Regions from separate parts of the Mus musculus genome. Here region 2 is linked to region 1. The links are chromatin contacts, found by Hi-C in ENCODE. All regions are on one chromosome and are shown on one strand. Each heading gives the region's core, a stretch centred on a gene start or an enhancer-like site at or near the end of the contact. The rest is flanking DNA. Distances are from core to core; before and after follow the strand shown. Region 1 holds the start of Gbgt1 (globoside alpha-1,3-N-acetylgalactosaminyltransferase 1). Region 2 has its middle 9.9 kb from the start of E030042O20Rik.

Region 1 (7,116 bases), core at 2,343-4,842:
CAGTCCCAAAGAACTGTTTCTAAACAGGTTCTCCTTTGCCCCATTAGCCCTTCCTTCCCACTACCTCTGGTGGGTGATAGGCTAGAAGGGAGGTTAAAGGGTTTAAGAACCATTATTAAAGTAGGTTTTGAAAAATATAGGCCTACAGAAGCCGCACTCCTCCATGGCCTTTGTATCATCATTTCTTGCCTCCATCTTCCTGCCTGACTTCCCCTTTGTGATGGGCTATGATGGACACATATAAGCCAAGAAACTCTTTTCTCCCACCCCGCTTTTGGTGATGACGTTTTGTTACAGGAATAGAAACCTAATAGGACAGTGTGGTGGTGTGAATAAGGATGGTCCCCATCAGGTCATATAGGTGTGGCCTTGTTAGAGGTTTCAAGGTTCCAGCCCAGCCCAGTCTCTCTCTCTGCTGCCCGTAGATCACGGGGTAGCTCTCAGCATCATGCCCGCTTGTATGCTGCCACGCTCCCCATCATGATGATAATGGACTAACTTCTGAAGCTGCAAGTAGGCCCCCAGTTAAACACTTTCTTTTATAAGAGCTGCCTTGGTCATGGTGTCTCTTCCCAGCAACAGAACAGTGACTAAGACAGGCAGACAGCCTGAGCTACATAAGATCCTGTATAGGAACTGAAGAGCTAGCTCAGCGGTTAAGAGAACTGACTGCTCTTGAGCGGACTTGGGTTGCATTCCCAATACCTACATGGTGGCTCACAATCACCTACAACTCCTGTTCCAGGGCATATGACATCCTCTTCTGGCCTCTGGCGGCACTAGGCACATGGTACAGAGACATGTAGACACTTAATAAAGAATAATAATAACCAGGTGGTATTGCCGTATGCCCTTCATCCTAGCAATCAGAAGGCAAAGGCCGATCTTTGTGAGTTCAATATCAGCTAGGTTTACAGAGTGAGTTCTAGGACAGCCAGAATTACACAGAGAAATTCTGTCTAAAAAAAAAAAAAACCAATAATAATAATAATAGCCAGGTATGATAATATATACTACCTTTAATCCCAGGTAATAATAAATAAATAATAAATAATAAATTCAAGGTTAGCTTGGTTGTCCCCATCTCAAAAAAAAACAAAACAACAACAAAACAAAGCAAAACAAAACTGTCTTCAAAACAAAAAAGAAAGAGTCCAAAACATATACACAAACCTCTATCTCTTAGCATACAATGCCGTGTACTTGCCTGGAGACTTGCCAACAAGAAAGCCATCAACAAATTCAACATAGCGGCTCCTTGATCATGGGCCAGAACTCTGGGATCCTGTTATAAACATCTGGACAAGGATTATTCTGTTTTTAATAAAATGTGTCATGCCAGGTAGTGATGTGCACACCTTTAATCCCAGCACTCAGGAGGCAGAGGCAGGTGGATCTCTGAAGTTGAAGCCAGCCTGGTCTACAAAGCAAGTTCCAGGACATTCAGGGCTACACAGAGAAACTGTATCTCAGAAAAATATCAATCTATCAATCAATCTATTAGTCAATCAATCACCCATGTTATAAAATAGCCTATAATCTAGATGCTTAATTTTTCTTTAGCTATTATGAAACACAAAAGATCTTTTCCCTTGGCTATCAAACAGGTTCACCAAATGGGGAAGGCCTTTTTAGCCCAATGCCACTCAGTTCCCCCTGCATCCACACAAAATGGAGCAAGAGGTTCCTTCCTAGCAGGACTCTCTACTGACCACCTTCTAGGTACCAGAACACCAGGCTCCTCATAAGCATCAGCCCAGGAGGGGCATGTCTACCCTCCCGTCTAACACACAGCAAGCAGCAAAGGAGACCCAGAGTGGTGCAGCAATGTCTAAAGAGGAAGTAGGCTGAGCTCAGCAGTATGTTGGAAGGCTGGAATCTCCGGTTCTCAGCTCGAGTCTACGGCAGCTCTAAGGAGCACTGCTCAGAGCCATAAGTTAAGGCTACAGGTCCCCTTAGACAACATCAACCTAAAAGATTTCCTGTCTCTCCAAATATGGTCACCCCACACTGTAGCCAAATTCTCTTATCCAGTACTTACAAGAACTCTGGGCAGGGGAGGTAATAGGGTATGTAGGAGACCAGCAGCCAGTCCTTGATAAACTTCCTAGAAAGAAAAACACCTGTTAAATGCTATACTACCTTAAAGGATGGCCTCACTTGTGCACTTCATTAGGAGCAAAGACCTTCATTTGGTAAAGAGTCCTGTCACTCCATGGCAGTTGACTGCAGAGTAAGGACCCATATCTAGCATAGGGCCTAGTGTGTAGCTGTCTTTTTGTCCACATAGCTAGTCACTCATGGTATGACTAGGTCCTTGAAGCATGGCTTCCCACAGACAGACGGTAAGGAGACATGCAGTGGCCATAACTCCCCCACAAGGCCAATAGGGGTTACTTTAGGAACATGAACAGGGTTTCTTATCAACATGGTTTGAAGGACAGTCTAGGCAGAAAACATGGCAAATAAAAGGCTGGGAAAACCCAAACCATGGCAAAACACAAAAGCCAAAACTAGTTAGCCTTCCTGAGGCTGGAGGATCCTGAGCCTCGAGAGTTGATGGGTCCTGAGGAACTGGTTGACTATCACATTTAGGAGGCAGGAGAACTGAGAAGGGCATGGAAGAGATTCCAAGTAGCAACTCACCACAGGACCCAGAGACCTGTGCCACCGAGCAGGAAGAACGCTAGGCCCTGGGCCAGTCTTGGGCGGGTCATCACTGGGTGCAGAATAGAAACTGGGCACTTTCAGAAACCCCTAGGGCCTTAGGTCTGTCAGGCTCTGGGCCTACCTCACTTGAGGTCTTAGAAACGCCTGCAAAGAAATGTTCCAATTATTTCCCTCTTTCAGCTGGCCAGGAGCTCAGTGGCAGCTAGGATGTCATCCCCAGGCAGTGGTCTATGTCTAGGCTCTGCCCATTCATCAACAGGGCGACAAAGAATCACCTAGCAACGGACTGGGACAGTGTCCCCAGGGACTTAAGTTCATGGAGGCAAACCCTTAATTTCCTAAAGCTACTTCTGGCCACTTGGGAGAGGTGGGGTCTGAGCTTTGTGACACAGGCAGAAGGTGCTTAAGCAATCTGGCTCAAAGACCTTTTGCTTGGTGATTCTTCACCACCAAAGGGTTGGGGGAAGATGAGATAACGCTCCAGGCCAAGGAGAGGAGAGTGTGGTAAGCCTGAAATCGGAGAAAGTTCCCAGATCTGGAGTCCTGGAGGTTAGGGCTCTGCCTTCCCTCTCTTGCCCTCTCTTGCCCTCTCTTGCCCCCTGGGACCCCAGTTTCCCTTCCCAGCTCACCATTTCTGCCTCACTAGCCTCAGGCTCAGACTCGAGCTGCACAGAACTGCGAAGCAGATGACAAACTCAGACCCAAACCCTGCAGGTCCAACCCAGAAGTTGGGGCTGCAGAGGAGTACCTGAACTTTGTCCAGCTTGTTCTGGCACTGGGACTTCCTCCTCCTCTTCCTCCTCCTCCTCCTCAGCGGCTGCGGTGGGGTACGGTGCAAGGACCCAGTCGGGTAGGGCAGAGCAGATGAGACTGTCTTTGGGATTATAGAACCACTCCCTTTGGGCTGACCAAGCTTTAGGACAGAAGGAGGAGCAAACCTCAGCCCAGAAAACAGGAACTGGACTCTTTCCCAGAGCACAACCCCCAGGCCCAACCCAGCACACAGCAGGATTCCTGGTCCTTGGGGCGGAGCAAAGTAAGTCTGGGAGCAGGCAAGTACCTAGAGATCTGAAAGCCACCTGAGTCCCACCCATCCATGCCTTCAGCCTTGCCCTGCCTGTGCTTGAACCTTGTCAGTAACTTCTCTGTTCTTCTAAATCCAACCCAGCCTGCGGAACGTACAGCTCCTAGGCAGGGATGGTAGGTCTCCCAACACAGGCTGAGATGTGAGGTATGATTTTGGAGAAAAACTTTCAGAAAGTCAAGGAAAGGGAGAACCAGAGTCTCTGAATCTGGCCAAGGCCCTGTCTCTTCTTAGTCTGAAGAAATATAGTTTTAGCTTGGCTAATGTGCACCAAAGCTGTTTGCAGAGCTTCTCCCTTCCCCCTGCTGCTTCAAGAATTTTCCCTTTCCCTGCCAATGTAAACAAGTTCAAGACCACCCGGCCCCTTCCCCATCTGGAGGGACTGACTAGCGGTCATGATGACCACAGCTGCCAGAGCAAGATTAGCTGCTCTCAAGAATTAGCCATGACAAAAATATCAGTCCTTGGGACCCCTGCCTCAGTTTGAATTCTAAGGTAAACCGACCTTGCTGACAAAGTTTCTGGCACATCAATAGCTGACCACTAAAATTAAAAATATACTGTTGCTTTGCTAGCCAATAATAATATAGCTGTGTAACCGCCCTTCAAAAGAGTATAAAAAAGCTGTACTTTTGACAATCGTGGTTGACTCTCCCTGCGAGGCTGAGCAACCCCACGTGCTACGAAATAAAAACCTCTTGTCATTGCAGCGACCTGTCGTCAAGCTGTGTTTCTGGGGGTCGCGTTCTCAACACTTGGGCCCCTGGGGTCCAACAATTGGAGGCCCCAGCGAGATTGTGCGCCCCCAGACCCACAATTGGCGAAGAAATCAGAGGTATGCTCGAGCAGGTCTGTGTTACTTTCTGTTTCATGTTGTCTGCATCCACAGTCTGTATCTGTTAAGTCCTGGAAGGGGACAACTGGTTTTCAGGTTTCAGGTTTGGTTTTGGACTGGTCTCAGGTTTTGGTGTCTTCTAGGAGACCCCATCCAGGTTGCTGTTGTGACGGGCAGACGTGTCAGTGTCATGGGCCAAAGGACGCTGGAGGGCGCTCCGAGTCACGCTGGGAGGTTAGATCAGAAACGGTCCTTCTCAACCCAGCAGCTGCTAGGGTTCAGCAATTGCCTGGTACAAACAGTATCAGGCGTCTCTGGAAATCGCGTGTAGGACGCCCTGTGTTGGTCTTGTTTATCTTACTTGTTTCCTGTGGTGTAGTTGTGACACTTTATTTGGACGAGATGATGGGACAGACCACTTCCACTCCCCTGACTATTACCCTTGACCACTGGATGGATGTAAAAGAAAGGGCTCACAATTTGTCTGTTGAGGTTAAAAAGAAAAAGTGGCAGACTCTGTGTGCTTCGGAGTGGCCTTCCTATCAGACTGGATGGCCACCAGAGGGCTCCTTCCTCCTAGACAAGATAGAGGAAGTTAAAGAGAGGATTTTTTTTTTCTGGGACCAGGGGGACACCCCGACCAGGTTCCCTATATTGTTGTCTGGGAGGATTTGGTTTTGTCACCCCCTGCATGGGTTTGCCCTTTTGTTTCACTTTCAGATCCAAGTCTGGCGAGAGTGTGTGCCGTGAAGACTGAGACAGAAAAGAAGACCGTTCTGTCCTCTGGAGATGCAGACTTACTCCTTTTGGATCTTCTTCCACCTTATCCTCCTGCTCAGCCCCTGGTGCCAGCCCCACATGGAGGGGCACCTGCCCCAGAGCCCATGGTGCCCCCCGGCTGCGCCGCAGGCTCTCCAAGAGCCAGAGGTTTCTTCCACCCAACCCCCAGTACAGGGTCCAGCAGCGGGGACACAGATCAGGTGGGCAGAGACCCCTGATGCCCCTATTTTACCCTCCGGGCCTATGGTCTTGCAAATGACCAAGGCAACCAACCTCTACAGTACTGGCCTTTTTCCTCTGCTGATCTCTATAACTGGAAAACTCATAATTCCCCCCCCCCCCCAAAAACCCTCAGGCTCTGACTAATCTTTTGGATTCTATTCTCTTCTTCCACTGACCGACTTGGGATGACTGCCAACTCCCTTCACAATGCAGGAAAGACATTAAATTATCCTTGAGGCTAGAAAAAAACATACCTGGAATGGATGGTAGACCCTCTCTTCTGCCTAATGAGATAGATGCTGGGTTCCCCCTTACTAGGCCCTTCCTGTAGGTAGGGAACACCTGAGAGTCTATCACCAGACTAATGGCAGCTCCCCAAGGGGCAGCATGACACGGTAAAGGAATCTGGCCAAGGTAAGGGAAACCGTTCAGGGCTTACGGAATCCCCTTCAGCACTCCTTGAGCGCCTGATGGAGGCATTCCGTCAGTTTATGCCCTATGACCCTAAAGCAGAAGAACATAAGGCCACCATTACTATAGCCTTTATTGAACAGTCAACCAAGGATATTAAGAAGAAGCATGCAAAAGTTAGAAGGATTACATGATAAGTCATGAAGGAGCTTGTGCAAGTAGCTGAGAAAGTGTTCTATAACTGAGAGACAGAAGAAAAAGAAGAGAGAAGGCAGAAAGATCAGGAAGCTAGAGAGCTGAAAAGAGACAAAAGGCAAGAAAGGAATCTTCATAAGATCCTGGTCACTAGCCGGGCGTGGTGGCGCACGCCTTTAATCCCAGCACTTGGGAGGCAGAGGCAGGCGGATTTCTGAGTTCGAGGCCAGCCTGGTCTACAAAGTGAGCTCCAGGACAGCCAGGGCTATACAGAGAAACCCTGTCTCAGAAAAAAAAAAAAAAAAAGATCCTGGTCACTGTAGTAAGGAAAGCTAGAAAGCCCCGAGAATTTAGGAAGGTAGTACCTGGCATCAGAAGGGAGCCCCTGCCTAAGGACCAGTGTGCGCACTGCAAGGAAAAAGGAGATTGGAAAGGAGAGTGTCCTAATAAGCCCAAGAAGAAGAGAGCCCTGTACCCCAAGGTGTTGGCGGTGCAGGAAGAAGTTATTAGTGGAGACGGGGTTCGGATCCCCTCCCCGAACCTAGGGTAACTCTCAAAGTGGAAGTGTTTTTTGGTGGCCACAGGAGCACAACACTCTCTCTTGCTACAAACTGATGGAACTATGTCCTCCAAAAGGTCTTGGGTCCAAGTGGCTACAGGGAGTAAACAATATCCATGGACTACTGTGGGAAGCCGTTGCAGAGTGGCAGTTACAGAGTGGCAGTTACAGAGTGGCAGTTGGCTACAGCTGGCCACCACACATACATAGCCAGTAAAGGTTCTTTTGCCAAGGTGAGGTTTTGAGAATTGACAAAAGTTAACCAATCAGATGAGAGACAAGTTAACCAATCAGATGAGAGACAAGTTAACCAATCAGATGAGAGACAAGTTAACCAATCAGATGAGAGAGAACGCCTGT
Region 2 (6,600 bases), core at 2,634-5,133, about 47 Mb before region 1:
AAACCTCCTGTCCTCATATCCAGTTGCAAGTGAATTGTTATATCTCAGACATAAACTTTTTAGTTTATGAACTCCACAGACAGACATATCCCATCTTTCATTAGGATAGAGGAAATGTGATGGATAGTGTGATCTAGACCTTCCCCAGAGGAAGGAACCATTCCAGGCTGATAGTAAAGGTCACCTAACGGCTAAGCTCTCTAGAAGCATGCAACTAGAGGAATTTAATTTATTAGAACAATTGCAATGGGCACAGCAGCTTATGGTCTCATCAGCATATGCTATACTTTGTCCTTAGACCTTTCCACGGAGAAGAAAATAAAGATCTACAATCGACTGTCTCTCTGGCCTCCACTTCAGAGTTCCTTCATGTGGAAATCCTCTTCTTGTATCTGTTTGCATGCTTTCTCTAGTGAAAAACACTTTGTTGTTCTGCCCTTGGGGAATTAATTAAACAGAATGTGGAAAAGTGGAATCTTCAGGGAACCCTGCTATGAGTGAGCTCAGTAAATACAGCATGAGTCAAGAGACTCCAGAGCCCTGACCTCCGGTGGACTAAGCCTGGGCTTTGGAACCAACCATTTTCAGGATCAGTTTTTCTTGAACTTTCAGCCAGTTACTTAAAAAAAATAAACTGCCATAGTCTAATTTATATTAGAACCAATTACATCTCCTAGATTTGTAGAGAATATTTATAAAAATAAATGCAATAACTCACCCTCACTAGGTTATATTAATCCCCCTCAGAATCCAAAATTTTATATGTAAGTAATATTTAATCTGATCATTTACGTATGGTTCAGTATGGCTCAGTTAAGTATGACCTTCAAAGGGGAACTCAGCTTGTTTGCATGGGATAAACAGAAGACCAAGAGTTGAGAAATGTCATTCTTTTTCTGATTTCTGTCCATAGCAGGTGGTGATCAGTAACCAGTTGACCCCTCAGTCTCCTCAAATAGAAAAGTAAATGGTTGACCAGGAAATATACTTTAAAAATATTTTGTAATTTTTGTGCCATTGCAGACATTAATAATTAATTACTGATCTTTACACCAAATTGAAAAGCTAGGAAGTTGAGTGCTGTATAGCTGCATGGTACAATGATTGCCTGGTTTGGGTGAGGGTCTGGATTTGATCTTGAACACAGAGGTTAAGGGGACTTCACGTAAGAAACACTGAATAACTGCTTCTGAACACTCATTAAAGCATTGTCAGGAGCCACTGTGTAACAGATTTGAATTGACAATCTAAATGAGACCCACTTTCTTTGGTACACTGGTGCACAATATAATCCCAGCACTGGTGAAGTTGATGTAGGAAGACTATTGTGAGTTCAGGGCCAGCCTGAGCTACAAAGCAAGATCCTATTACAAGAAAATCTAAAGGAAGGAAGGGAAGGAGGAAGGGAGAGAGGGAGGGAGGGAGGGAGGGGGGGAGGGAGGGAGGGAGGGAGGGAGGAAAGTGAGCCAGAGAGAGGGAAGGGAGACAAGTCAAAAAAGGAATAAAGACAAAAGAATGAAAGAGAGAAAGAAGGGGGGTGGGGAAGAAACTGACCATTACTGAGCCATAAGATGTCTAAGATTTCTTTTAATTTTAAAATCATTCAAAGGGCAAAAGTCAAAGTCCATCCACGGGGGTGGGGGATGACAGAAGACAGCTCTCTCAGCAGACATAAATGCATCCCCTCCCCACTCTGCGTCCTCTCTGCACAGCCAGTTCACAGGGACACGTTGCTCGCTCTCTCACTGCATCCCAACATCTGCTTGTCCAAAGTGGAAGCCGTTTAATTACTTTGTTCTAAAATTTTTTTCCACAAAACTCTGGACATAGAAGAAGACAAAAATGAAGGCCAGCAAGATAGCTCATCCAATAAGGCTGCCACTGTCAATACCTTATGATTCAGAACCCTGTAGAAAGGGTAGAAGGAAAGAAGCCATTCCCACAAGTTGTCCTCTGATCTCCACATATGCACCATGGCATGCACACACATGCATGCATGCACACATTAATTAATTACTTACTTAATTAATTTTAAAATGTAAAAATACCTATAAAAATGAAGAGTATTTGGTCTTCTCCTCCATTATTAATTTCTGTGTGGAGCAGCAAGGCAGACATAAATTCGGGCCTATACATCTTGCTAATTTTCCCCATACAGCAGTGTTATACATGGAATGTTTTGCACCTTACTCTGAAGATTCAGTCCTTCGTCTCTGCTCATAAACCTCCATGTTTGGGAATTTCTACTCTGCTGTAAAAATCTTTGCAAATTCAGAGTCTGTTGAGAGAAGAAAGGCTCTTCCAGGCTCTCATTATAACCACAACTCAAGATATAATCCAGTCACTGGGCTCTGCATGAGTAAATACAGAGTGAATATACTTGCAAAGTCTGTGATTAAAAATCCAGTTTGAAAAGAAAGGAAAAGGAAAGAAAAGAAGCCAGGCAGTAGTGGTGTACACCTTTAATCCCTGAGCTCTGGAGGCTGAGGCAAGCAGATTTCTGAGTTCTAGGACAGCTTGGTCTAAAGAATGAGTTCCAAGACAGCTAGAGCTACACAGAGAAACCCTGACTTGCAAAAATAAAATAAAATAAAATAAAATAAAGGTAATAAAATATACATTAATAAAATCCAGTTTGAAAATAAAATAGGCCCAGTGGCTTAGGACAAAAGGAAACACTACCCTCCTCGCCTCTGTATCCTACCCACCCCCACATACATACTTTCTTTCTTTCTTTCTAAGATTTTATTTATTTATTTTATATACATGATGAGTACACTGTAGCTGTCTTCAGACACATCAGAAGAGGGCATTGGATCCTGTTACAGATGATTGTGAGCCACCATGTGATTGCTAAGAATTGAACTCTGGAAGAGTAGTCGGTGCTCTTAACTGCTGAGCCATCTCTCCAGCCCCATATATATATATATATATATATTTCTTATGAAAGTAATTTACTCAGGAAACTACAGACAGACAAAACCAAGAAGAGTAAAATCATCAGTCTCCAGCAGACAGGCCAAATCAGTGGCCATTTTGGAAGATATCCATTCTGTCTGCGTTCAGTCCGTGTCTATTTTTGTGGAGGTCCCCAGGTGAAGTTCTAAGACGGCTTTCACACTTCTGCTCTCTTTGTTTCCTCACAGCACCACTCCCACTGCAGGGCTCTGTTTCAGCGAGGAACAGGAAACTACACTGGTTGGAATTGGCTTTGTAGAATTCCAGTGCTTTGTGCGTATAGTTTGCACAGTGAGGTGTCTTAAGTCCAAGACTCAAGGTTATGGGCGTGTTTGGAAGTTAACACACCAATTATCCTGCACCCTGATGTGCTGGAGTTCAGTTTATCTACTGGGCAGGCGGCTCCTCGAGTTCAAATTTCCTTAGTAGCCTTTCACAAAGCATCTTACGTAACCTGAGTAAATGAGGTCAGGCAGGGTCAATATCTGGGTATGCATTTGCATCACCATCTAGTCCTAAGCAGATGGTGTCTGTGCTCTGTGTGTTTAATGAGAGTATCTTACCAGCATCTATTGGACAGAAAGTAAGGCCTGGAGTGATGAGGTCATTTGCTCTGTTGGTAGCAACAGATATATATTATGGGAAAAATACTTTCCTCAGTCTTAGAAAAGTAAGTTCTTTTCTGAGGGTCTGGAGGTTTTATTTAAAGTAATCACTAAGAGCGGTCCCTGTGCGTGTTCTCAGTGGCAGTTAATAAACAAGGCACCCAGGAGGCACACTGCCTCTGAGACTCAACATATGCTCATCAGATCACCCTACTGTTACGAAACAAACCACCTAATACTCAGTAGTTGGCAGTGATTTATGTAATCTGTCACAGGTCTGTGGAGTTGACAGTCCAAACAGGCAGGCTTCTGTTACCTGGCAGCAATCTCCTTGTGCCTAGGGCTAGAATCCTCTAGGGCTTGAGATGGCAGGCATGGAAGGTCCAAGGGCCAGGGCAATTTGTTCCTTTTTTTTTTAATATAAAAAAATGTATTATGTGTGTGTGTGTGTGTGTGTGTGTGTGTGTGTGCATGTGCAACATAAGTCCTACAGAAAAAATGTAGAGGTCAGAGGTCAGAAGACAATTTGCAGGACTTCTCTGAGCCATCTTGTCTGCCTCATTTCTTCCTTTCTTTCCTCTTTGTTTTTTCCCCCTTTTTTTCTTTTCCTTTTTTTCCTTTTTTTTTTTTTCCTGCAAAGTCTCCCTGTGAAGGCCTGGAAGGCAGGAAACTTGCATAGACCAGGCTGTTTGCAGACGTAATACTCAGCCTACTGGACCATAGAACATTTCGATTGCAATTCCAAAGGGGTCCGAGGATCTTTCCAGCTCCAACAGTAAGAGGAAGAAGCCTTGAAGCCTGGGAAGAGTGTGAATCAGCGGATTCATCCCTCAGGCCTTGACACTTGGTGGATCAGCTGGGTAGATGAAGGGGCCAAAGCGTCACCAGTATCCAATCCTGTTGCCCTCGGAAGCCTTCTTTGATGACACTTCCTGGAAAACTCTGGATTGAGCTGCAATAGTGCAGACAGACACACCTGAAGCATGCATGGGGATTAGGCATTTCAAACACAACAAGAAATTCAGACATCTGTGGAAATGGACAAGGGTCAGCAGAATTTCGAACTGACTGAAGCCAATCCGGGCTGAGGATAAACAGCAGCAGTAGGAGTGTAGTCGGTGATAGAGCACTTACCTGGCATGCTCAAGGGCCTGCGATGGAGCCTAGTAGTACTACATCCTCACAGTGAAGATCATTTAGTTCTCCATCTGCAAGGGCTGAGAACCTCCTTCACTTGGGTGGTCTGAAACTGAGCTTCCAATGTCTTAAGCTGAACCACCAACGAGTTTCTCCTGTATTTAGATGTTTTTCTTTCTTTAGTGTGTTCAGGCTCTTATCATACAGCTTTCCTCCCTCTGAAAGAATGTATGTTACAGCTGCCTAAAATAATATATACCCATTACATTCATTTTGTGAAGGTAATGGATATTTCATTCGGCCTAAACTCCACAGCAATACTACTTAACAAGGAAATGAAAATACTTTATAAACTCCCTCAGGGCAGTAGCTGTGTCACCCAGGACTTTGGTATGATCTACCTCCCGAGCTCTTTGTTTACCTTTTCAGATGCAGCAGTTTTAATATGTAACCTGAATTGTTAGCATTATACACTTCCCTCTCTCTTTGATGCAGAAACGTAATTTCACCATTACTACATCGCTGCCCCTTTTGTGTCAAGGCCTTTGTAAATAATTTCTTCTAAGCTTGTTTTCACTGTGCAGAGTATTTGCAGGCTTTTCATCTAACAGATGAAAGGTTTAATTCAAGTTGGAGAATCTTGCTTCAATTACAAGGGATGAATTTAGGCTCCACTTATCTCAAGGAGTATTTGAACATAAAGTTTACATAGAAATCCTGGGAGTGTCAAATTATGCAACTAAGAGAAAGTTAGTCTGCATTTTTTTTGAGAGTCTATCTGCTTTAGTCAGTGTGCACACTCTGTGAGGTTTTTTTTTTAATGAAACTATATAATTGTCAGCTTTAATTGTTTTTGAATAATTCCAAGGAGTTAAAAACTGTAAATCAAAAAACAAACAAACAAACAAAAAAACTGTAAATCACATTAAAGACTTAGATTATTAAAGCATAAAAGAAAACACAAAACCCATTCTTTAAAAAGAATTTATGAGCTCAAATTATGTCGTGAAATTCTTGATGTTTTCTATAGGCAATGATTTTTCCCCTCTTTGAGACAAGGTCTCACAATGTATCCCTTGGCCAAGAAGGAACTCATTTTGTGTAGCTCAGGCTTATTTCAACTCACAGACACACCTACTTCTGTCTTCCAAGTGCTAGGTGTTATATAAGTTTCCTCCAGACTGAAACATTCCATTCTACAGGAAAACTCCTTAGGCAGGAAGGTAAACAACTCAAAATAGTTTCCGGAAGTCCCTGAAACTAACCAGATTCACTAGGCCCCTCCCTCCCAGAGTAAACAGTAAAGGTGAGAATTTCCCTCAGGAAAAGCCAAGCTGTAAAAAAAATGGAGGCCAGCCTGGTCTACAGAGTGAGTTCCAGGACAGCCAGGGCTACACAGAGAAACCCTGTCTCGAAAAAAAACAAAAACAAACAAATGGACAAAAACAAAAACAAAAACCAAAAACAAAGAAGACTCGGAGGCTAGACTAGCAGCCTGGAAGCCTGCACCTGGCACTTTGCATTGTCTTCAGGCTGTACTGTGTGCTCCAGGTTCCCAGCTTTGTGAGCTGTCTCCTATGCTGGCATGGGCCTTGGTGATGGAAATGCTTTTGAGTCATTCCACCTCCATAAGTGAGAGGCTCCGGAGCAATGTGAAATGACCAACGTGAAATGACCAACGTGAAATGACCAGATCAGACCAAATTGGCAGCAAGCAAACTCAGGTTTATTGGTGCAACTCTCTGGCAGGGTTCACTAGTTCCAGGGAAGGGGCCAGAGAAATCATACCCAGGACCCAAGTTAGACAGTTCTTATAGTCCCAGGCAAAGGGAAGGGTGAAATGTCAGACAAGAGCTGGAATTTTTTTCCATATAAGATCCTGTTTCGAGGGCTGGAGAGA

Evidence for each region. Hi-C counts contacts between places; a loop is a spot of excess contacts on that map.
Region 2: a loop to region 1 is called in a map of T-helper 1 cell, with 37 times the contacts of the local background. The contact joins the enhancer-like site here to the promoter of Gbgt1 in region 1. A Hi-C loop is called at or near these places in 4 of 37 maps with a recorded cell type or tissue (T-helper 1 cell, T-helper 17 cell and regulatory T cell).

The regions. Positions count from the first base shown.
Region 1 is chr2:28,493,367-28,500,482 of GRCm38, reverse strand. Gbgt1 (globoside alpha-1,3-N-acetylgalactosaminyltransferase 1) reads right to left here and starts at 3,592. Exons shown (of 7, transcript NM_139197.2): 1 at 3,419-3,592; 2 at 2,647-2,814; 3 at 2,042-2,107. The coding sequence starts at 2,717.
Region 2 is chr2:75,713,468-75,720,067 of GRCm38, reverse strand. No RefSeq gene overlaps it. Among named protein-coding and RNA genes, the nearest start is that of E030042O20Rik, 9.9 kb to the right of the region's middle. Within about 2 kb of position 3,883, at least 1 of the 3 ENCODE cell types and tissues checked has a DNase peak (open chromatin) inside an H3K27ac peak, as active enhancers do.